2 separate regions of the Homo sapiens genome follow, and region 1 is linked to region 2. A link is an interaction called in ENCODE POLR2A ChIA-PET data of the cell type or tissue named here. Cell type or tissue: CD4-positive, alpha-beta T cell. All regions are shown on one strand. Links, peaks and the distances in the headings refer to the core of each region. The heading gives the core; the rest is flanking DNA.

Region 1 (12,291 bases), core at 4,129-9,128, 100 kb before region 2:
AACTGTGATGAAATTTATTAATTACTTAAAATACTGAAGGATAAGAAATCTTGAAATATACTGTTGTACTATCCACATCACAAGGGAGAAATCAGATTATGACTCTAGAATAGAAAATCTTGCTATCAAGGTTATTATAGTCTAGATTTTACAGAAAAAATGAGAATAATAATTCTAAGTAAGAGTTATATTAATACATAATTTATACTTTTATTTTGTATAATAATATATACATACATATATGTATGTATACATATGTATACTCCCATATATATGTATATATGTATGTATACATATGTATGCATACATGTATACTCCCATATATGTATGTATACATATGAATGTATATATGTATACATATGTATGTATATATATGCATGTATACATATATACACATCTATATACTACCCCCCTCAAAAAAAAAGAAGACAAAAGAAATAAGAGGAAGTTTCCTGCTTTCATGCATCCACCACCATCCCATTCTTTTCCCCAATAACCACTGAAAACATTTTGGAGCACTGCCTTCCAAACTTTTTTCTAAGCATATTCTCATTCTAATATTCCCTCTTTTTCTCTCTAATTAAAAAAAAAAAAAACCCTCGTTCTGATGATAGACATTCTTGTTTTCTTCTCCAACATTCTCAGTTTCTTCCTTCTTTGTCACCCCTATTTTGACCAGGTACCCATCTCATTCTCAGTTCTGGAAAAGGTGAGCCATTTCCAAGCCAATAAGTTCATGGCATTTTCCTAGTGACTGTTATTGGCCCAAAGATATGCATATGATTTCAACTGGATCAATCATATAAAAGGGAAAACCTTCCATTTCACACTGAAGAGAACAGTATTTTTTTAATGTTAACAATTTCAGTAAGAAATGATTATAATTTTGCTATTAGATTAACAGATCCATGTATATTGAAGTCCTCGCATGACCCAAATACTTTTTCTTCCCTAAAGTTTCTCAATACACATATAGACAAAACTTATTTCACAAAGTAATGGAAAGCATGTGGCTGTAGTCTTGCTGCAATATGGATGAGATAGGAAGAGCTTCCTCAAATAGGGAGGTGACATTTGTGTCTTTCTGTAAATGTAACCTAAGCTGTCCTCATGTATGACTGTAAGATATTGCATTAATGGCTTGACTCTTCACTCTTTCTCCTATCCACCTATTTTACCATGTGATTTTAAGTTTCTACCCAAGGGGAAATATATTTCTTCACTCCTTGATTCTGGGTTTGGTCATGTGATCTTCTTTGCCAATAAAATGAAGTGGAATTGATGGGTAGGCCAGCCTTGCATTTTTCTGCTTGCCCTCTTATGCCCCTGCTGTAAAAAGAGGCAGCTGGGTTAGCCTGCTTGTCTCTGGAGAAAGACGGGAAACTTATGGAACAGAGGCATTCCCAGCTGAACCCAGCTAACTTTCCTTCAGTTTCAGATCCCTGAGTCATCCTAGCTGTTAGTAATATCATAGAATCACCCAGCAGAGCCCAATCTAGATCATTCAACACAATTTGTGAGAATAAATGTTGCTTAAAGCCGCTGAGTTTTGGCATGATTTGTTGTTGAGCATCAATGTAGCAATAGCTGATAGATACACCGCACATTTCGGATTTTTCATGGAAATGATAGGGGGAAGGAGTAAGAGAAAGATGGAGACTTTTGGAGAGTTTTATCTTGCTAGAAGCTTTTGACAAAATAACATAGACATTTTTCTTTATCAGCATATGTAGCACTACCGTGCTAGTTTTACAATGCTGGTAATTTCTTTACTAAATTTTAAAAAGTCACAACCAAAAGAAAAGATAAAAAGAAACTGGAAAAACATAGTAACATTATGACAAGCAAAGTTCTGTTATCCTTAACACCCGAAGTGTTATAATTCAGCAAGCAAAAGATGAAGAGTCTAAGAAGGAAATTTTTTTTTACATTAAAAGAATTTTTTAATGGCTTTGTTAGTATTCCATAATATGAATATACTATAATTTATTTAGATTTAGAATTCTTAGTTACAAGAAATAATATATAGATATTTTATACATAGAATTTCTAGGTATACACATTAAAATTTTTGTTATATATTTCCAAATTGTCCTAATTTACATTCCTATTAACAGTATATGATAAAGCCCATTTTCCTATGCCCTTCTCAGCACTGAAATTTAGTGATCTTTATAATTTTCACAATTTAATGGGCAAAGCATTTATCTCATTCATTTTATCAGCATTGTTTATTCAGAATGAGATTACGCACATTTTCCTATTTTTAAAGTTTGTTTTATTTCTCCTGTGAGCCTTCTGTTAATGTGCTGTGTTCATTTCCTTCTTGGGCTCTTCATCTTTTGCTTGCTGACTTGTAAGACTCTGGGGTCTTATAAGGATAACAGAAGTTTGCTTGTCATAGTGTTACTGTCTTTCTCCAGTCTATTTTTATCTTTCTTTTGGTTGTGACTTTTTAAAATTTAGTAAAGAAATTACCAGCATTCTAAATTTTATCTAGTCAAACATATCAATCTTTTCCTTTTATGGCTTTTAGGTTTTACGTTTTATCTAGAAACGCTTTTTGCATCCAAAAAATATGAAATGATTGATCCATGTATTCTAGCATTTGTTTTTATTTTAAAAATTATTTATATCTTTGAGTTATGTGGAATTTATTTTGAAATAAGAAGTCAGTTACCTTTCTTCATTTGCAAATGGCTAGTGTGTTATTCCAATCTTATTTGCTAAATAATCCACTTTAACCCTACTGATTAGAAATGGATGAATTTTTTGTAATTACATAGATCTGGACTTGCAGATTCTCTGTTTTATACCATTGATAGTTCTGTGAATTCCTGCTGAATCAAATTTTAAAACCACGTGAATGGTTAGTTGCTTCACAATTCTTTTCTTCTCTGGAATTGTGCAGGCTATTCTCCAACATTTATTTCTCTGCAAGATATTTAGAATAATAGTGTATGCACAGAAGAGCATCTGGAAGCCTAAATGTCACTTATTAAATGTGACTATTCCTGAAGAGTGTGATTAGAAAGTGACATCTTCAACTTGATACATTACATGTCTATCTTTTTTTAATTTGAGGACACAACCAAATAATAGTTTAGTTGTAAAGATTCCATAAGAATTAAAAAAAATAAACATGAGAATATTGTAAGCGGAGACCTTAATAAAGTATCTGTGTCTTGTAGTGTGTTTTCTACTTGATTCTCTTGTGTTTTCCATATATACAATAATTTTATCTGCCAATAATGACGATTTAATTTTCTCCTATTCAATATTTATGCTTTTTACTGTGTTTTCTTGTTTAATTGAATTTCTTAGAATTTCTAAAACCATGTTAAATGAAGTGACAATAGAATTTCTTTTGTCTTATCCTTCAATATAATGGAGTACTTTTAAAATTTCACCACTGAGCATGACCCTAGCTTATCTGCTCTTATTTTATTAAAATTTTTTATTTGAGAAAATAAAGCTTTAAGCATCATTCAGTTCTACACTGGCAACTTCACACTTGAACTTCACACTGTGAAATTCATGAAAGTTTATAATTATGTAGCAAACAGGTTTATCAGTCTGACACTATAGCATTTACTGAAGCTCTAATTAAATTAATGCTTTCTTAGGCTCTAAAAGTAATATTTCAGTCTATCAGTGGATAAGCTTAATAATAAAATGTTTTCTGATTATTCTGCATAGTTTTTGTGTCATGACTAGTGCAGTTCATACTTTGCAGGAACTAATTTATCATAAAAAGAGGGTCCTTTTCAGTCTCTGTAAGTTTTCCACCTCTTCTTGATGAAAAATCTTTACTTAGGGTAAAGGCAAATTGGTTCTAACAATTTACCATTGAGAGGCCCTCCAGATGAACTCAAGTGTTTCAGCACAATTCAGTATGTAAGCCTTATTTTTCAATCCTCAGGGGCTTTGCATATTGTTTGCTTCACTACTTTTACCTGAGTCTTGAGGAGCATGAATGTGTTCCTTGGACCTCATAGGTTTTGTGCATCACACTTTCTTTGTCTGAACAGCTGTGTCATTGCAAGCTACACACAAATGCCCACACAAATGCCACAAGCCATTAAAATTCAGAAATTAGGGTAGAATTTCATATGAATCTAAAATTAAATAACTGAAAAAACACAATTAAATATCTGTATTTATTAGATAAATGAAGTTTTGGAAAATTTTCTTTTCACTTCACCCCACCCTATTGTTTCCCCACTTCTGTGGTTACAGTGGTTAAGAGTACAGCTGCAAAGACAACTGTGTATGGGGAATGCAACCGACTTCTCACACATGGCTGCCCAGATGTGCTGCTCTCTCAGGGATGTGGTGCTTGCTTCTGTCTGAACAACCTGGCTTGGCATTCTTTTATCTTTAACAGTGATGAGGAAAGAAGTTGACCAACACAACATCATTTCCTAAATGTTTATTCATTCTTTGATTCATTCATTCATGTTTATGAGGGAATGCCTACTAAATTTTAGGTACTGTGTTTAGCAAGAGATGTAAGCCCCAGTAAGTCATAGTTCTCTGTGCCAGAATGCTTACAAGCCCCCAGAAGAGTCAGACAAATCAAGTAATTACAGATCAGTGTGGTGACAGTAGAAATAAGTGAAGTGCTATTAGGAATGCACCCATGAGTCATATCCTGGCCTGTAAGAGGATGTATTCCCAGAAGAGGCAATGCCTGAGGCTAGTCTTGAGGGACTGGTATGAACTACCCAGACAATGGGGGTAGCAAGTGTAAAGGCTGGCAATTGAGACCACAGGCTGAGAGTGGTGGCAAAAGGTGAAGAAAAAAGGTAGGCTGAAAAATCCCTGTCCCTGACAAAGTGTCCCACATCCTAATAATGAAAACATATAAATATGTTACTTCAATGGCCAAAGGGACTTTGTAGATGTGATTATATTAAGATCTCCAGATGGAGAGATTAGCCTTGATTATGCAGGTGGACCCAGTGTAATCACAAGGAATCTTATAAGGCAAGAGGGTCAATATGAGAGAAGGCACTGTCATGATAGAAACAGGGGATGAAATAGTCCACTTCAAAGATAGAGGAAGGGGCTAGGGTTGTGGGATAGGGAATACAGGTGGCCTCTGGTGGATGAAAAAAGCTGGAAAACGGATTCTCCCTGCAGTCTTCAGAAGTATCACAGCCCTGTTGACACCTGGATTTTTGCCCCAGAAGACTGATTTTGGACTTCTGATGCCTGATCTGCAGGAGAATAAATAAATTTGTATTGTTTTAAGCCACTAAGTTTGTGATAATTTATTACAGGAGCCACAAGAAAGTAATACACTAGATCATCAAGAGCCTTCCATGCTGTGTTAGTTCGTTCTTGCATTACTATAAATAAATGCCTGGGACTGGATAATTTATAAAGAAAAGAGGCTTAGTTGGATCATGGTTCTGCAGGGCTTACAGGAAGCATGGTGCTAAGATCTGCTTGGCTTCTGAGGAGGCCTCAGGAAACTTACAATCATGGTGGAATGCAAAGGGGGAGCAGGCACATCACATGGTGAAAGCAGGAGCAAGGGTGGGAGGAGGTGCCACACACTTTTAAAACAACCAGGTCTTGTGAGATCTCACTCACTCTTGAGAGGACAGCACCAAGGGGATGGTGCTCTCACCAGGGTCCACCTCCAATACTGGGGATTATATTTTATCATGAGATTTGGATGGGGACAAGAATCCAAGCTATGTCACGTGCCATGCTGGAAAGCCACTAAGGGATTTTAGTTAGGGAGGTAGCTTGATCAGATTTCCTCTTTAGAAAGATACTCGCAGTGGGGGTGGGGGATAGGTCATATGACAGCCAGACTAGGGCAGGGTCAGATGGACTTTTGTGACTGCTGTACACACTTAGGGGACACCACAACCAGGTCAAAGGTGAGTCTGAGACTAAGACCAAGTGGTTCTTTGTGCCATCTTTCTCTGTCAGAATAGCTCTTCCTTTTCTTCCTCCCTTCCATCTACCAGTACTTACTAAATATTTGTTTTATTCCAAGAATAATATAGGAAGTGGAACTTGCATGGAACTTGAATTTTAGAATCAGAGAGAGGCAATAAGAACAATCATCAAAAATAAATTATTAATAATTAGTAATGAATTAGTGATTAATAATTGGTAGTTAATATTGAGGAAGGAGTTTTGGAGGAAATAAACAGGGAGGCATGATAGAGACTATCAGGAGGAGGGTCTTGTTTTCATTAGAATGACCACTTCTGTGGAGGTTACGTAGAAGCTAGGACCTGGATAATAAGAAGGAGCCAGCCACACAAAGATCCAGAGAAACCACGTTTCAGATGGAGAGAGCGGCAAGAGCAAAGGCCTTGGGACAGGCAGGCTGGCTGATTCCATATTATAAGATGTTGTGGAGGTGGAGGAAAAGGATAAAAGCCCTTCACTCAAGCTCTAGCTTATCTAACTCTCAGCCAATCAGTAAGAAGACACCCAGAAAGCTATTAACTGCAAGCTTCTCTTTCCAGGGCCTAGGGATTTCCCTGGAGCCCCACAAGTTCTACTATCTATGTTCTTGTTGGAATGAAACAGATATTCAGATATTTAGTAACTAGTAAGTACTGGTAGATGGAAGGGTGGCAGAAAAGAAGGAAGAGCTTTTCTGACAAGGAGATAAAGGTGGCACAAAGACCAACTTGGCCTTAGCCTCAGGCTCACCTTGGACCTGATGTGGCATCCCCTAAGCGGGCATAGAGGTCACAAAAGTCCATCTGTCCTGGCTCTAGTCTAGCTGTCATATGACCTATTCTCTTCCTTCACCAGGGGGATCATTCTAAAGAGGAAATTTGATCCAACTACTTCCCATGCTTGAAGAGGCAGAGAAGTCTAGAGGCTGAAAGAAGCTTCCTGGACAACACATAGAGACCCAGTTAATAGACAGGATGTGGATCATCCACATTCAAAGGAACATGATGGGCCCTGACACATTAGCAGTAGACACAACACGGGATACCATCCACAGACAAGACAGGAAGGCTAGAGCTCAGGGGAGTCCAAAGAAGTCACATGGCCCCAGATTCCTTCTCCCAGTACCATGTGCATTCATTTTCTAGGGCTGTCATAGCAAAGCACCACAGACTGAGTGGCTTAAACAAGAGATTTATTGTCTCACCGTTCTGGAGCCTAGAAGTTTGAGATCAAGGTGCCAGCAGGGTTGATTCCTTTTGAGAGCTGTGGGGGAGAATCTGTCCCATGCCTCTTTCTTAGCTACTGATGATTTTCTATCAATCTTTGATACTTATTATCTTTTAAAAATATCACCCCTGATCTCTGCCTTCATTTTTCACATGATGTTTTCCCTATGTGCATGTCTGTCTCTAAATTTTCCTTTTTTTTTTTATAAGAACACCAGTCATACTGGATTATGCTGCACCCTAATGACATTTTAAATTGATTACCTATTTAAAGAAACTATCTCCAAATAAAGTCACATTCTGAGCTATTGCATGTTAAGAATTCAACATATGAATTTTGGGGGGACACAACTCAATTCATAGCACCGTGTATCTAAAACTCTCAGGAGAATGGGAGGAGAAGAAATCTGAATTTGACTAAAGATTTAATAAGAGACTGAACTAAAAACGGCATGACTGAGTTAGCTTGTGTGTCAAACAGGCTTTAATGTGGCCCCTGCGATCGCCAACTCCTGAAAATCTTGTCTTTATATAATCCCCTCCTCTTGAGTATGGATGGGACTTCTGACTTGCTTCTAACCAAAAGAATATGGCAAGATGATGGAATGTCACGCCTGTGGTCATATCACATATATAAGACACCATTTTGCTGGTAGACTCACTCTCCCTTGCTGGCTTTGAAGAAGCAAGCTTTTGTTGAAAGAGAGCTTATGGGCCAGGCACGGTGGCTCACGCCTGTAATCCCCGCACTTTGGGAGGCCAAGGCGGGTGGATCACCTGAGGTCAGGAGTTTGAGACCAGCCTGGCCAACATGGCGAAACCCCATCTCCATTACAAAAAATACAAAAATTAGCTGGGCATGGTGGTGTGCACCTGTAATTCCAGGTACTTGGGAGACTGAGGCAGGGCATCTCCTGAACCTGGAAGGCAGAGGTTGCAGTGAGCTGAGATGGTGCCACTGCATTCCAGCAGCCTGGGCAACAGAGCAAGACTCTGTCAAAACAAACAAACAAACAAACAAACAAAAACACAAAAGCTTATGAAGAGGGTCATATGACAGGAGGCTGTGGGTGAACTTTAGGAGCCGAGAGTGAGAGCTATCAGGAAGCTGGAGCACTCAGTTTTACAAGCACAAGAAAATAAATTCTACTATAACCTAAGTAAGTTTGGAAACGGACCCATTGCCAATGGAGCCTCTGGAAGAGAAGCAAGCCTGGGCCAACATTTTGATTGCAGCCTTGCTGAGGACTCAGCTAAGCCATGCCCAGACTTCTGACCCGCAGAGGTTGTGAGATAGGAAATGTGTGGTGTTTTAAGCTGTTAGAAAAAGAAAGAAGGAAGAAGAGGAAGAACAAGAACAAGAAAAAGTAGGAAGGGGGAGGGGAAAGGGAAAGAGGAGGAAGAAGAGAGGAGGAAGAGGCCAAGAAGGGGGAGGAGTCAAGAGAACAGAAGCTATTATCTTCCTTTCTTTCCAAGTTCCCCTCACCACAAGCTTATGATAGGGTGTGTGTGGCTTTAGTTAGAATATAAGACTGCATCTTAAAACTAGATGAATTAAGCTTTGGTCACTTAAAGGAATCTACTTCAGAAAGGGATTTTCAGTGGAGCATCTTTGGAGATAAGTAATTAAAGAAATGCCAGAATTATTTTATATTTATATCCTACTGAATTAAGATTCCTTCCTAAAACCTGATACACACATGCACAGAAAATATATATTTCACATCACATTCCTGATTAAAATCCTGCCAAGCCCCTCTATTTTCTGCAAAATAGATGACAACTTCTTAGGCTGGCATGCCAAATGCTTAATCATTGGCCCCCACCAATTCTGCCAAGCCTAATTTCCAGCCACTACTCTGCAGACTGCAGGGACTAGGTATATCAAGTGAAATAGGTGTCCATGCAGGGCTTCCACTGAACCACCTGTTGAGTGAAGCAACACTCTCTGTTCTCTCTGTTAAATACATTGACACATTGAGACTTAACCACTAGTAGGCTGTCTTCTAGTGCAGTGGTTCTCAAACTTTTTGGGACCAGGGACTGGTTTTGTGGAAGACAATTTTTTCCATGGACTCATGGGGAGGTGAGTTTTCAGGAGCTGAAGAGATGTGTGGTCCATTCTGGGAATCCGTCTAACCACAGTTTCCAGAGAAAACAGGCATGCCACAAAGTGTTCTTCTATACCATTTAATTAAATATGAGATGGTTATTACATACATTGTACGCTTATATACTAAGCAGCTCTGCGAAATGTTTGTAATGCATGTGGATAGTACACGGTTAAATCAGAGATCTTCACTGTAGTGAACAATGGATATTTTAAAGAATAGTCCCAACAATAAACCACAGAGCTGACAAAAATGCCACCTAATCTGCATCATTTCCAGGAGCTCTGCCACATATTCTTCCTGGCCCGTACCAAGTCTCTTAGCCCCTCTAGAAGAGCTAAGAAAATGCAGGTGTGCACCTCTGAACAGCCCATACTTGGCTTTTCTGAAGCAAATTCCCATGGAAACCACATTGAAGGAAGAGGCAAAGGCTGGTAGGAAATCAGCTGAATCAGCCTGGGTGCCCTAGACCCAGTCATGTTTGTTGGACCAAATTAGCTGTCTTTTCATTTCATGCTATATAGAACTGGCAGTTTACACTTCTGATTAATACATTGTCTCCGATCAGGAGGTTTATTTTTTTTTCCTAATAAAATCTGAAAGGAGATTGGGCAGAACCAATTAGTAATCTTACATTACACATTGTCCCTAGGTATATAATCAAGAATTAACAGCAGTTATGATTATATGATTATAATACATGCATTTTAAATACTACAGTAACAGACAGAGGCTCAGACACTAAATTCCAAAGATAACATATGCCAAACAACATTGAAACAAAGGATTTTAGAGCTGGAGATATCTCGATGTTTTTCTATGGTCATCTCTTCATTTCTTCAAGAGATTGTCTATTTATACCAGGGATACAAAATTATGGCTCCCAGTTCTGACTTAACGTGTGAGGTTGGGTAATTTACCTGTCTTCCTGTGTCCCAGTTTTCCCATAAGTCAAAGAAAATAACAATAAATACTTCAAAGAACTTCTGTGAATAAGGTATCAGAGACCTGGCATGAGATTTTGTGGAGCCTCCTATTTGAGACTTGACTCCCATTTCTACAAAAGGTAAAGAACACCTGCCCACTGATGAAAAATGTCTTCTGCTGCCTACAAACCAGGCAGATTCTACTTTTCCTCCATGTAAATTTACATCATTTTTGTGGCATTTGCCCTGTCTCCAACAGGGCACTTTCAATATGGCTCTTTTATAGCATTTTATAATATAATAATAATTTGTTTACCAAGCAGTCACTTTCATTAGGTTTTGCAATTTATGAGGCAGAATGCCATCCTTTTATGTGTCTTTAGGTCCCCTGTGCCTAACAGTATGATTGACATGTAGCAGGCTTTCCATAAATGCCTATCAAGGAGGTGGAAGGAATGCTTATGGAAGTGCTTTGAAAATTGCAAAAGCACTAGGCAAACCTAAGGGATTATGGCATTGTATTTATTACTGCTGGTGCAGAGGAGAGCACTTTGGAAAGTAAAACATTCACCTGAAGAATAAGATGGTCTGATCTTACCAGTCCTTTAAGCCAACAGATAAGGTCCATTCATCCACAGTTAAAACCCCATTCACAGACAACACAAAACAAAACAAACAAGAAAACTAAAATATCAGAAACACCTAGTCCCCCTAAATAAAGTAAAAACAGAACAAAGAAGAAAATTCAAAACAGAAAAACAGTAGCAACAAATCTCAAACAAAACCATGAACCTATGACCCCTTCTCTAGTTTTCTGTGCAGCATCTGCCCTTTGTGGTTCTGTGAACAGCCAGGGTTTGGAGGCCTGTGGGAGATGGGTTTGCTGCACTTTGCTGAGCTGACATTACTCAGTTGCCTTGACTTTGAGTTAGTCATTAGAAGTCAGTCTAGACCAAGAAAGGCAAGATGATATATGTCAAGCATTAATAATACGTCTCTTCCGTATATCTTCAAGATTGTAGCCACAGTCAGTTCACTCATTGCATGTACTTGTAACTCTTTCTCCCTGAAGTTTGTGGCAGCCTCTATTGCTGGAGAACTTGGGACAATTTAGGGATGAATTTAGGTTGGGGTAGTGTCTATACACATGGGAGGGGTCATGCCTCCTCTCACTCGTCAAACGTACCCATGTCCAGGGTCAGCGACAGTTTCCTCTGAGATCATGGACGGATGCAGTTGGGTGGTAGCAGCAAGAGAATCACTGTCTTGGTAACAAACAAGAGAAATTGTGAGTTTCTAATTTATTCCCTCTTGAGCCTATTTTCAGAAAAATGAAACCAAATGGGCTTCATGGCTTTTTCTTGACTTCTTTACCTTCTTTTGACATGGCTGGTCATGGGACTTCACACCCGCAAGACTGTTTCTCCCCCTCTTTCTTTCTCATAGCCATTTTAATTTAAGTGATGATATGTATGTTCACATTTGTCTGGGGACAGTCCTAGTTTTTGCTCATTGTCCCGGAGGGATTATATGTAAGTTTCCCTTTCACTTTCCAAACTGACTCAGTTTGGATCATAAATTATCTAGGCACACCCTGTTACTAGTGACGTTTGGCACTCAAGAATGGGGCAGTCCTCAGTGAAGAGAAAGGCACATGGCTCAGGGAACTGCAATTAGACTCCCAGCCATCATATCTTGGCCCCTCCCTTCACTGTGTGAACAACTTGGACAAGTTACTTAACTCCTTAGTTCTGAATTTAATGATCTATAAAAAAGAGAGTAGTCGTAGTAATTGCACACACCTCCCAGGATTATTGTCAGGATGGAGTGAGACAAGGTGCGCAGAGCACTTGCAAAGCACTGGATATATATTAAATCCTAATAATGGCAACTATCATTTTTTATTTTCCTTTCTTTCTTTCCTCTCATGCTCTCTTCCTGCCTTCCTCACTCCTCAATCATTTCCTTTACTCTTTCATTCTTTCCTCTTTTTTTTTTAAATAGCTGAATCATTGGGTCACCTTAAACCTTGTGACCAAATCCACATGGTAGAAGCAGGATGCTCTTGACTCATGTTGAGTGCCACTGAAC
Region 2 (12,291 bases), core at 4,959-9,958:
TTGCTTCCATTAATGAGGCCTTGGCATGAGCCTCGCTGAGATGATGTGCATTGAGAAATTCAGTCCTAAAGTTGTCAGTACCATAAAAAAAATTCACTTGACTTCCCCCTGACTTCACTCCATGCTTACGACACAAGGCGCAGAACATAAGATTTAATAGCTCATCATATATAAGCCATGGATATTTTTTAAGCCAAATTTTCAAAAATTGATGGCTTCTTTTTGGAAGATAATGGTCAAGCTTCTGCGGCCTTTTCTGCTTTTCGGTGACTCTATTCACACCATCCGAAGGATTCCTGCCTTTAAAATAACTCCACATTGTTATTTTAAGTAATCCCAATTTCTACCCTCAGTTTTGCTTAATCTCTGACCCCTACATTTGCTCACTAGTTTTTGAAAAATTTTATGGAGTGCTTATTAATTACCAGGCATTCTGTTAAGTGCTTTAACTAGTTTATATCACAGAATCCTCACAAACCATTACCCCTATTATATGGTTCAGAAAATGCACTGACTATTATTATCACCGTTGCATGGATAAGAAAGCTGGTGCACAGGGAGGTTTATTAAACTGTCCAATGTTGCAGTGCCTGTAAGTGGTGGAGCGGAGTTACACCAGTAGACCGACACTCCACAGCCTGTTTGTACACTTCCCTCTTACACGCGTCTTGTATGAAGAAAGGAGTGCTATGCTCTTCTTCACTTTAGAATCCATTTCTCCATACATAAGAGTGACATGGCTTTTAGCTAAAATTTTCTTCCCTTGGTGAGAAAAAGGAATAATAGAGCATACATGGTAGTGTGTCTGCAAGGTCTGCCTTGGACATCCCTTCCCTCCTGCCTAAGTCCTACCTTCTGTTGCAATGCCACAGCAAACTTGTTAATTTACCAAAAAAAAAAAAAAAGGGTGTGAAGCTTTGAAATCCTTGCCAGGTGGTTTTGTAAAGGAGCTGTGCCTCATGCCTCATCTTTTTCTTTCCCCCAAACGTCTAATTTTTGAGACATATTTGATTATTTGTCACACAAGGGGACATATATTTATCTGAACAGAAGGATAAAAAACTAAAAACTACACAAAACAAAGTCCTCAAATACCAGTTTCTCCCTGAAGGCAGAGAGCCTAGATCACATATATGTGTTCCTTCTACACATTCTTTGATGCTACTAATCATTAGATTATGTTGTCCTGTTTTATCATATAATAAAAAATTGAATATATGTGTTTATTAAAATATTTCATGACATATATTCTCTTTTTTTGTCAATACTTTATGGTTCTAGGGTTTGACCCCTCTGACTAGAACTAAATAATGTGCTTCATAATGTCTGGCTGACTGCTAAGCACTTGGTAGATGTTTAAGAAAATTAATCTCCTTTCCTAATTGGTTTTCATGATTTCATATCTCAATCCCTTTTAACTGAAAACCTTGACATTAGTTGACCTGCCTCTGCCTTTCATACCTTATTTGGGTCTAACTTCTCCTTTGCTTTTTTTGTTTTTTTTTGAGATGGAGTCTCCCGCTGTCGCCCAGGGCTGGAGTCCAGTGGCACGATTTTGGCTCACTACAACTTCCGCCTCCTGGGTTCAAGCAATTCTCCTGTCTCAGCCTCTTGAGTAGTTGGGAATACAAGCAACTGCCACCACGCCCGGCTAATTTTTGTATTTTTATTAGAGACGGGGTTTCACCATATTGGTCAGGCTGGTCTCGAACTCCTGACCTCAGGTGAACCACCCACCTCGGCTTCCCAAAGTGCTGGGATTACTGGCGTGAGCCACCACGCCCAGCCTCTCCTTCGCTTTTTAATCAGTCTTTTTGCGGCTCTGGTTAAAATAGAACCCATTTTTGCGATTCTAAATGTTACTGTATTTCATTTAAAATTAGTCTCCTTGTAGTTGACAGCTACTGCCTGCATTTTCTTACTCAAGCATTGGGCTACTTGTCAATCTTCCGTATTAGGCCAGTTGCACTACACCTGGGGGCTGCTCACATAATGCTGGTGAATAAATGAATAAAGAAATGAAAAAATAAAGTCTCTTTTTGTTAAAGTCTCTTTTTGTCTCTGTCTCAGAGACAGAGGGTACACATTCAGAACTCTGGGCTGTAGTGGTTAAGCTAGATCATTCAGCAGCATGGTTTTTACAGGAGTTCAAAGGCAGAAGTAGCTACTGTTGCCTATGTGAGTCAGCGTGAGGGTTAGCCCAGAGGCTTTTGAAACTGAACTTTCCAGGAAGAAAAGCAGGGGAAGGGTATTCCAGGCAAAGGGGAAAATGGAGCAGCTGCGCAGATTTTGAAATTGCATGACACATTGAGGGAGCATGGTAGCTCATGGCTGTACTCTCAGCACTTTGGGAGGCCGAGGTGGGAGGATCACGAGCCTAGGAGTTCAAGACAGAATAGGCAACACAGTGAAACCTCATTTCTACAAAAAAAAAAAAGAAAAGAGAAGAAAATTAAAAAAACAAATTAGCTGGGCATGCTTGCAGGCACCTGTAGTCTCAGCTACTTGGAAGGCTGAGGTGGGGGGGGGTTGTGCTGAGGCTGTAGTGAGCCATGATTGTGCCACTGCACTCTACCCTGAGCTACAGAGTGAGACCCCATCTTAAAAAAATTATAAAAATTTAAATTTAAATTAAAAAGTAAATTTAAAATTAAAATTAAAATTAAAAAAATTTAATTTCCAATATTGATTTTGCTAGTTTCAAAACAGAATTTTAGTTCTATGGACAGATTTTCCTAAAGATATTACCTTGAATTCTGAGTATATACTTTCATTTGTCTAACGTAAGTTGTCTGGCTTCAGGAAAATACCTGTGTGTTTCATTCTGAAGACACATTTGAAACTCTACTCATAAACAGTTTTAACAGATCTAAAGCCTTCTAGATCCACTACTGCATTTCTGTGATCTGAATCTGATCTGGTGGAAAGAATTCACCCATTGAAGGAAGCAAAGGCAGGTGGGGGCCATAGTCCTCTTTGCTGTAATCCCTATATTTTGCCACTTGCTGTGATAATTCTGTCAATAACACCTATTCTTCTATATCATTCCCTTCTCTAAGAAATCTTTCTGTACTTCTTGATTTGGGTAAATGTCAGACTAACTTAGACAATTTTCAGATCAAAATACTTACCTGCAAATACATAATATTGTATTTTTATAATTTTCTCAGAGGCACTAAGCCTGGAAAAATCCATAGAACTTTCTAGTTACTCCTTTCAGGCAACCAACCACTCAGGTGCCCTTATTCCTGCCTCTGGGTTCTCTGAGGCTTTGCAGAGAGACTGACAGTGCCTGCCACTCTCTCACACATATAGCCTCTTCCCTGCTCCAATCCATTCTCCATGACACTTGGCTCTAAATGCCTTTGAAAATCCTCTCCTGCATGTTCTTTGCAAGCCACTGGAGACTTCACAACCTGACCACAAGCTCTCTGTGGTCCCACCTCCTGCCTCTTGTTTGTTCACAGTTCCCTCAATATGTCATGCAACCTCAAAATCTCCACAGCTGCTCATCCCTTTGCCTGGAATACCCTTCCCCTGCTTTTCTTCCTGGAAAGTTCAGTTTCAAAAGCCTCTGGGCTAACCCTCATGCTGACTCACATAGGCAGCAATAGCTAGTTCTGCCTTTGAACTCCTGTAAAAATCATGCTGCTGAATGATCTAGCTTAACCACTACAGCCTAAAGTTCTGAATGTGTACCCTCTGTCTCTGAGGCCAGTCATTAAATCCATCCATCTCGCCCGGGCGCGGTGGCTCATGCCTGTAATCCCAGCACTTTGGGAGGCTGAGGCGGGCGGATCGCGAGGTCAGGAGATGGAGGCCATCCTGGCTAACATGGCGAAACCTTGTCTCTACTAAAAATACAAAAAAATTAGCCGGGTGTGGTGGCGTTTGCCTGTAGTCCCAGCTACTCCGGAGGCTGAGGCAGGAGAATGGCGTGAACCCGGGAGGTAGAGCTTGCAGTGAGCAAAGATCGTGCCACTGCACTCCAGCCTGGGCGACAGAGCAAGACCCCATCTCAAAAAAAAAAAAAAAATCTATCGGTCTCCAAAAGGGGTTCAAAGAAGGGGTCCTTGTCAGCTTCTTAGAGCAATGTTACAGGCCTTGAATAAATAAATGCTGCATCTTTTGAAGAAAAAGAGAGGGTGTAGAATTTGCTAAACTATGTTCTCTTCAGGTAGGTTCTCAGCAGAAGCGAAAATAGCTATGCACCAAATCTCTGCAGGCATTTCATTGAGTACCGATGGGCTTACAAGGAAAAAGAGTTCTTATGGCTTAAGTGCAGACAGAGGAACATTGCTAAGTATTCTAGTTTCAACAGAATCCAAATTGCTTCCATCAGAAAAAGGCTGTCTTCCTTATGTATTTGGCACTTGATGTTTGGAGACAAGATGTACCTACCCAGAACTTACTGGAGCACACAAAATGAATGCTTTTGTTTGGAATGCTTGTACTCCCTAGGAAACCACATTACTTTATGATTTAATTCTACCAGGTGGTGTACATTTTTTTGGAAGCACTCAGGGGTAATATTGCAAATGCCTACTAGGGTATTTCCATCTTCAAGAAACCAAGCTAACATTTTGGATAATAGAATACTTTGTATCAATATTGTATATTATATACTAATATGACATTACTATAATTATATAATCAAGTCACAATGGCTTATATGATTACACTTAAATTGCACATTCTATGTGCTATACTCTTTCTAAGCACTTTACATATATTAATTACTTTAATCTTCATAACAACCTTATTTCAATACATGGAATAAGTATCATTATTATTCTCATTTTACAGATGTGGTAACTGAGGCAGAGAGAAATTTAATAACTTGTCCAAGATCATATGACAGTCTTTTGACAAGAGGTGAACTTGAGAAAGAACTGTTTGACTCTAGCCATCCCATCATAGACTGAGGTGGATAATAAGTGAATTCACATATGAAAATGTTAGCAAAGGGTCTGACACATAGTGACCATGCCAAATTGGCTATTGTTATAATTCAGAAAATATTCACTAGATCTAACTCTGCCGGTAGTACGCTCATAGGAATGATTCCTAGGATAGGTGATGGAAAGAATGGTTTGCTTTCTTTTACTCATACTGTTCTTATGCTTCTAAAGTATGGATCTTTGTTAAGTGGCAGGAAAAATGCAAGTGTAATCAACTGTTTCATTGCATTTTGCATGATCTAATTTGATTATCATGTATAAGGTCATTATTTTTTCTGGTATATTTGTGTTAATAATAATCAATAAATAATATTTTATGTCTAATCATTACCTTTACCAAAAGAGAGGTAGAATCATCATAAGTGGCAGAATTTGACCAGAAAAGGAGTGTTGAATATGTTACAATATATGATGCTTTTCAATTTTATGTTATCTTTAGTAAGGGCTATTTTAATGGAGACTTTTGTTTTCAAAGGGATTAACCAATACTTAGCAGAAAACCCCTTAAGCTTTAGTTCTTTCCATTTACATCTTGATACTATCTAGTTGCAAGTATTTAAAGCATTCAGTCATTGTTCTAATCAAAGATTAAATAATAATCCAATACTTGTATTTGTGTGGCATGATTAAAACATGCAAAGTGTAATTTAGTAACATCAGTGCTTTTTATAAATCTGCTAAAAAATCCTACCATGGGCCTAGTAACATAATGGCTGTTATATGCAAATAAATATGTATGCTTCCCTCCCAAAAAAATCCATCTGTTTTAATATATTTTAGTGAACTTGAAAGTTGCATCTTAGATATTATGGATTGCATGGGCATATATGAAATAATATAGGAAAATGTTTTTATTTCTTGGCATAGAAATAATAGCAAGTTTGAGCAGGAAGTTCTGCAGGATCACACATTTGAAACACACATGTTCAGCCAGCTCCTCCACACTTTCAAACCTGCTATCACTCACTAAGATTGTGTTTTGAAATTATAGAGTTCTAGGGTAAATACAGTGGAAGGTATCATAAAGGATTGTTTTCCATTTCTTGGAAGAAATACAACAAAAGCCTTCATTTAAAAGACGGATGGGTGTGTGTCATGTTTCTTAAGTGAACAATTGCCAAACCGGGGTAGAAAAACAAAAAAGCCAGAGTATACTTTGTGGGGCCAGAAGAGATGGGGAAAAGGGGTGAGTGGCAGTTAATGGGTTTCCTCAGGCAGGGCCATTGTCAATGTTTGGAGCCTGATTTCAAGAGTATCAGTAGAGAACCTCCAATTCTGTGACTCTGGGATGCAGAAAAATGGAGTAATACTTTTCCCTGCCCTCTATAAGAATAGCAAGAATAATAACAATGAACGTTACTCCTGTCAATCAAATTCCCAACACTTATTAATTATTTTAGATATACCTAAAAAGCAATATATGCAATATATATTTTTTCAAATGGTATAATTGAGCTAATAGAGAAAAGAGTTTAAACTGTTTGCCCATAGACCATACATAACTCACTTTGAATCATCACAATCCCCAAATCCTACCGTATTGTATAGCCTTGTAAATTCTGTGGTAATTACAACTGTTATTCTTGCATATGGGTTAATTCTCCAGCTTGGGTGGGAGGAGGTGGTTCCTCACACAGAGAAAGCCTCCTCTTCTACTCGCCTGGAGTTCATGCAGTTGGAGAAAGAAAAGCAGAGCAGTCTCCTAAACATTTCCCAAACATCATGCTCCTATCCTCACGCTTCTTGTCTACAGAGTTTCCAGCAGCTGTTCCCCTAACTGTAAACATTCTCTGTAGCCTTGCCACAAAATCTCTTTACCCTCTTCAATTTCTCCCTCCAAAGTTTTGCTCCACAGACTTTTCCCTGACCAATTTCAGGGCACACTGATGCTTTGCATTCTTGAGCACTTGAATAACATTCATACTGTGTCCCAGAAAGAACTCAAATAGTTGTTCATATTTCCTTCCTCTTTGCTTGCCTTTTCAAATTAAACTCTCAGCTCCTAGGGCAAATGGTTTCCTTTTACTCTGCTTTTAAAAAAATAAAAATTAAAAAAAAAACAACTCCGTTTCTCCCTCCCTCCCTTCCTTTACTTCCTCTCCCTCCCTTCTTATTTCTCCCATAGTCTGAAAACATTTATCTGTTGACATCTTTGTGTCCCAAGGGTTTCTAGAGTTAATCTTCTGAGACACATGTCAAGTTATAGCTGCTATTTTTTAAAATTTATTTTTAAATTTTTAGTGGAAATATGAGCTCTGGATTTGAGGTTGGATCCAAGAAAGTATTATGATTAGCATCATGGATACTAGGGTCCCTGCTGAAAGATATATTGTAAGTGGATGATAATTTTCAAAATCCACTTCTACCTATTCAAGTGTCCCCAGATGCCTTTAGTTTTTACCTATTAATTGAGTGATTTCCTCCCAGTCACCAGAGTGTAGGATTAAAGCAAACCACATGTCATGTTTAGAATCCACTTACACTTATCTTTTTATTTTATGTGTAAAATAATGGCCTGGATAAAATGAAGAGAAAAAGCAACTCTGAAGAGGGAAGTACATAATAACAGGGCATTGTGGAGCTCGCACCATGTAGAAGAGGGTGCACTCTGTCTGACTAAAGGACTGAAGGAATTTCATGGACTGATTTGTAAAGTCGAGATTTTTTGTACCTGCTGATGGCCATGTTTCCTTCGTGCCCAAATGCTGCCAAATGGCACCTCCGTCCCTCCACAGCTGAAGTGTGGGCTTTTATACCTTGGAGCTGTAAAGCCTGCTCTAGCTGATTTGATGAGCTGACACATCAAAGCGCAAGGTTCACCCAGGCACACACACATACACCAATTTCACCTATTGGGCTTGGCAAGGAAGCTTTCGGACTTAGAGTAATGCTCTTTTTACTAATGATATATGATGTGAATTTCTGGAAATACTGGACTTTTTTAAAAAGTAACATTGTATTAATACTAAAGTCAGTTGACTATGCTACAGGGAAAAGTAATAATTTCCCAATAAGTAGTATATGTTGAAAAGTAAAAGAAATCTGCTTATGAGAGGCAACTTAGTTCAGTGAGAAGGGGCAAGAACTTTGGATCTGCAGAGTTCTGAATGATATATGACCATAGGCAAAAAATCTGCTAAACTCCTCTGTGAGTCAGTATCTAGACCTTTAAAGTGGAGATGATAATCCTATGTGATCTGTCTGAATTACTTGTGCTATCAATCGACAGAACTCATTGAAGAATATCTGGAAGTAGGAAAAGGCTGAATAAAAAAAGCCTGTGCAGATGCTGTAGGTCCATGCTGATAAAATGTGAAAGAGATAAAATTGTTGTGTGCAGAAAACATTTACACATACATATGAACAAACCGACTAATTAATTAAGCAAACATTTTCTAACAGCTTATTTGATTCTGCTTATGGTCTACAAGCACTGAGGGAAAAGGCCAACATAAAAGGGAAATCTTCTACTGCCTGGTCTCCCCTCACAGAAACACAAACTCATAATCTCAATATAAAATCTAAACTAGAAGTATGCACAAAGTCTTTCTGTAAGCTGCCAGGTGGAGTAATACTCAAATATACAAACTTGTCAGCAAGGGTCGGGGAGGACAGGAGAGAGGAATTACCAGGAATGAGGACCACCACACTGCTCAAGCATTATTCACAGTGGGTCCTGCTTGTTTAATTAGGGTCTATGTTGTATGAAACAAATATTTAATAAACTAGAACAAAGCAAGGGCATGTTTTAGTGCCACATGATCCCATAGAGCTGATTTTACTTGTTGGCAAGTGATTTCTGTCCTGGTTAATCTTAACCTTTTTTTGTGCTCTTTTCATGATAATTATTTTTCCTACCTTTAGGTGCCATATCTAAGAACTGATCTCGAAGACTGTCAAGCTGTTCAATGGTCAGGGTACCATCTTCTTCCTTTTCTACAGGTGGAGGACGTATTGATGGGGGAGGATCTGGGAAGACTTTTATATTGCCATTAATGAAGAAGTCTTCTTGGCTTAAATAAAGTTCATTCTGAATTTTTGTAGATGTTTCAATGTGATAGCGAGCTACGTCAGTTAATTTTTCTGTACTGAAAGTGGTAAAATGGATAGCGTTAACCCCATGAAAGATACTATTAGATTAATAAAGTTTGCTTATAAGACATATACACAAAAGTAAACAGATTATATAGCTCTTAGACAACTCCATCTGCATGCTTATAAATTTCAATTTGTCCCCAAATCTATTTTGTAAAAAGGCAGGGTATAAATAAATGCAGATTAAATAGAAAATGCATGCTTATTAAACAGCTACTAGTTACACATTTTACACAAAACTGAACTTAAAGAGAACCTATTAAATATAGTTTTTATTAGTATTAGAATATATTTTACTATGTAAGCAAGACTATATCAAGGGTTATATTTCATACTAAGTATGAACCAGAATAAGGTTATATGGCATAATACTCTGTAAAACATGACTATTAGAATTACATTTATTTGGAATTAGGATGAATTATAAAGTGAATCAAGTTCAATAATGTATTTCTAGAAGAGTGGCTTTTCTCTATTTCTGTCAAAGAAGTTTGATGTTATCTAAAACAAAGATGTCAGAATAGCCTCTGTTGTATATAATCCATTGAAATTGCTTTGCTATCTTCATGAAGAATAACAATTCCTAGCTAGATAACATGGTAAAGCAGCAACAGCTGGGAACCACTATGATGCGGTAGAAAGAGTGCTGGAATCTGAGTTCTCATCCTAGGACACTCTCTAGCCAGAGATCCTGGGCTCTCTGAATTTCCTTGTCTTTGCAATGGAATCAACAACGCAACACTCCCTATCTTATGGTTATTAATGTGAACTCATATACGGCAAAGATTTAAACTGTACTGGGGGTATAGTTAATGACCTTTTAAAAATTATTTTAAAGGCTAGAGAAGTTTTATACATGAATAAGTGCATTATCGCTGTATTGAAGAAAGGATCTTGTTTATATATTACAATGAAAGTGAGCAACACAGAAAAATGCATATTTGATCTCATTTTATATAATTCATAGGCACCAAATATACCACATACTGAACATATAACTGAAAATTTAAAAAGTAGCATTAGTTGCTGTCTTTCAAAAGATACTCTAGAATTCAACTCCAGAATGTTGTCTTTGTAAGTGTCCATGTAATACGTGTTAGCCAATTAGTTTATGCTTTTAGGGTGGTTGCGTGCTCGGGGACAGAGGAGGTCACTGGATAGCTGCTGAGTTTACGTGAGTGAGGAGGGACTCCAAATGTGGATTGAGACCCAACCATAGCCCGGCACGATACTCTGTAAAACATGACTAGTAGAATAATACCTTTACTGGGCATCAGGATACTAAAACAGATGCGCGCCACCTAGTGGAAGGTTACTAAGAGTAATCTTAACAACGGAAGGAAAAAAGTGCCAGGAAAATAAGAACAGGATTTGAAGGTCAAAGGGATCTGCCAGCTATTTATTTATTTATTTATTTATTTATTTATTTATTTATTTATTTATTTGTATCACATTTCTAGGTTTTAACTTCTTGTGGCCACAGTTCATGACAGCATCTGTAGATTCACAGGGCAGACATATACAATATAAATCTGAGAAATATGAATACATCTGCTAAAATATGCATTTACACTGGATGGCCACATGGATGGGAGCCATGAGTCCCAAAAATGAAGAAGATAGACTTTCATTTCAAAATAGCAGGCAGAGAACAGAAATGAATATTATTACTGTGTGATGCTGATGAGTAACTGACTTGGTTATCCAGTAGCAAAATGATTTTAAGCATTACTGCAGTAAGCTTACTTATGCTTGTGTTTGTATTTTTTATTCTGTTTAATGTTTCTTTGTTTGTTTTACTATGGAGCAATAGTTCTAAACAACTAGGCTGAAGACTTTACAAAAGAACTTCACTATGAGACAAGGACCAGAGAAAACGAACCATAACAGCTGCTTTTTACATGAAAATTGTTGCTTCTAAGAATAATTGCCTTTTGAATACTGTTTGTGTAGCAACTTCTAAGTTTTCAGTAAATGTTTATTGTAAACTGTAGTGCATCTTGGAATCTAGATCTAGGGTAAACTTCTGAAATAGCCTGGCTGGAGTGTTTCCTTGTATAGATGAAGCCAATGAGGCCCAGAGCAATCAAGCATGCTACTAATTTGTGGACAAGATGGGGCTCCTGGTCTGGACAATCATGACTCACTCTGCTGACCTGCCTCTTTGTACCTTTTAAGGTTGAACTAACAGGATGAGAGTCATTGCCCCTCAGTAGCAACAAAGGTCTGGGAAGTCTTTGGAACTCAACAGAAAAGTAGAACTTGGGGTTGGTCTTACAAGAGAATCAGTCTAGCTGGTAAAACATTCCAGTGAATGACTTTTTAATCTCCCCTTAATTGGCTCTGACTGATAATAAATCTACCATTGGAAAAGTATCAAGGATTATTTTACTTCTAAAAACTATTTTTAAATTACCTATAATCTTACCTTGTAAAATAAGGTTCTCATTGATTAGTATGACAGCTAAACTCATAAATATTGTGCAAAGTTTAATATAGCAATAGAACCCTTTGATGCATGATTTACTGTTAGAAAAGAGTTAATACAAACATGATAGTAAAGCTCATATTATCTGTTTATACACGTGATTTCCTAAAAGGCCAAAATTTATATTTGTAACTAACTTAAATTTGTAAATACCTTAAAAATCTTCATCAATTTTGGTACTTAGAATACACAAAGCATATTTTCAGAAAGTCATGTAGTACTTTACCTGGCCATTTCATTCAAATACCTCTCACCAAGCCATTTTTCCATGAGTTTATATACATCAACCACCTTTGTTACTAAATCTTCAAGAAGAGCCAATGCTTTTGTCTTTATCAGTTCAAGTCGAAATTGCGTGGCTATTTCTATTTGCAAAGAGAAATAAGAATGTTTTAACATATTGCAGTGCATGCATTTACTAATGAACAGATTCACTTTGAAACCACTGGTGCTTCAATTTGTGAAGCTTTAGGTGCACGTTTAATATACCAGAATAGATAAGATGATATCCATCTCACTGAAAAGCAAAATGTAATATGTGGTAGAGTCATTTGAGAAATTATCTGAACCAAAACTATAATTGAGCTTTTTATCTATTGCACTTTGTAGCAATCTACTCTTTGATAAATGAAATGTGAAAACACGCATAGGTAATTTCTGAATTTTGAAAAGGGAGTGGGGACCGTGCTTATCTCCTTACTTTAGAACCTGGGGTGGCATTGCCATTGTATTTCTCAGCACCACTAA

Evidence for each region. ChIA-PET counts read pairs that join two places held together with the same protein. Peaks named below come from ENCODE experiments on the same cell type or tissue, not always from the same donor. Only the 100,000 strongest peaks of a DNase experiment are listed, where the experiment ranks them.
Region 1: POLR2A ChIA-PET joins it to region 2 with 98 read pairs; 9 of 35 experiments call an interaction of 5 or more read pairs at or near these places.

The regions. Positions count from the first base shown.
Region 1 is chr5:35,876,650-35,888,940 of GRCh38, reverse strand. IL7R (interleukin 7 receptor) reads right to left here. Exons shown (of 8, transcript NM_002185.5): 8 at 9,338-12,291. Among named protein-coding and RNA genes, the nearest start is that of IL7R, 26 kb to the right of the region's middle. In CD4-positive, alpha-beta T cell, for the core only: no CTCF peak of the experiment used is centred there; DNase peaks (open chromatin) are centred at 4,290, 4,650, 7,070, 9,100 and 1 weaker place.
Region 2 is chr5:35,775,875-35,788,165 of GRCh38, reverse strand. SPEF2 (sperm flagellar 2) reads right to left here. Exons shown (of 37, transcript NM_024867.4): 29 at 11,771-11,909; 30 at 8,820-9,049. Among named protein-coding and RNA genes, the nearest start is that of IL7R, 75 kb to the left of the region's middle. In CD4-positive, alpha-beta T cell, for the core only: no CTCF peak of the experiment used is centred there; a DNase peak (open chromatin) is centred at 7,735; H3K4me3 peaks cover 1,995 bases; H3K27ac peaks cover 2,220 bases.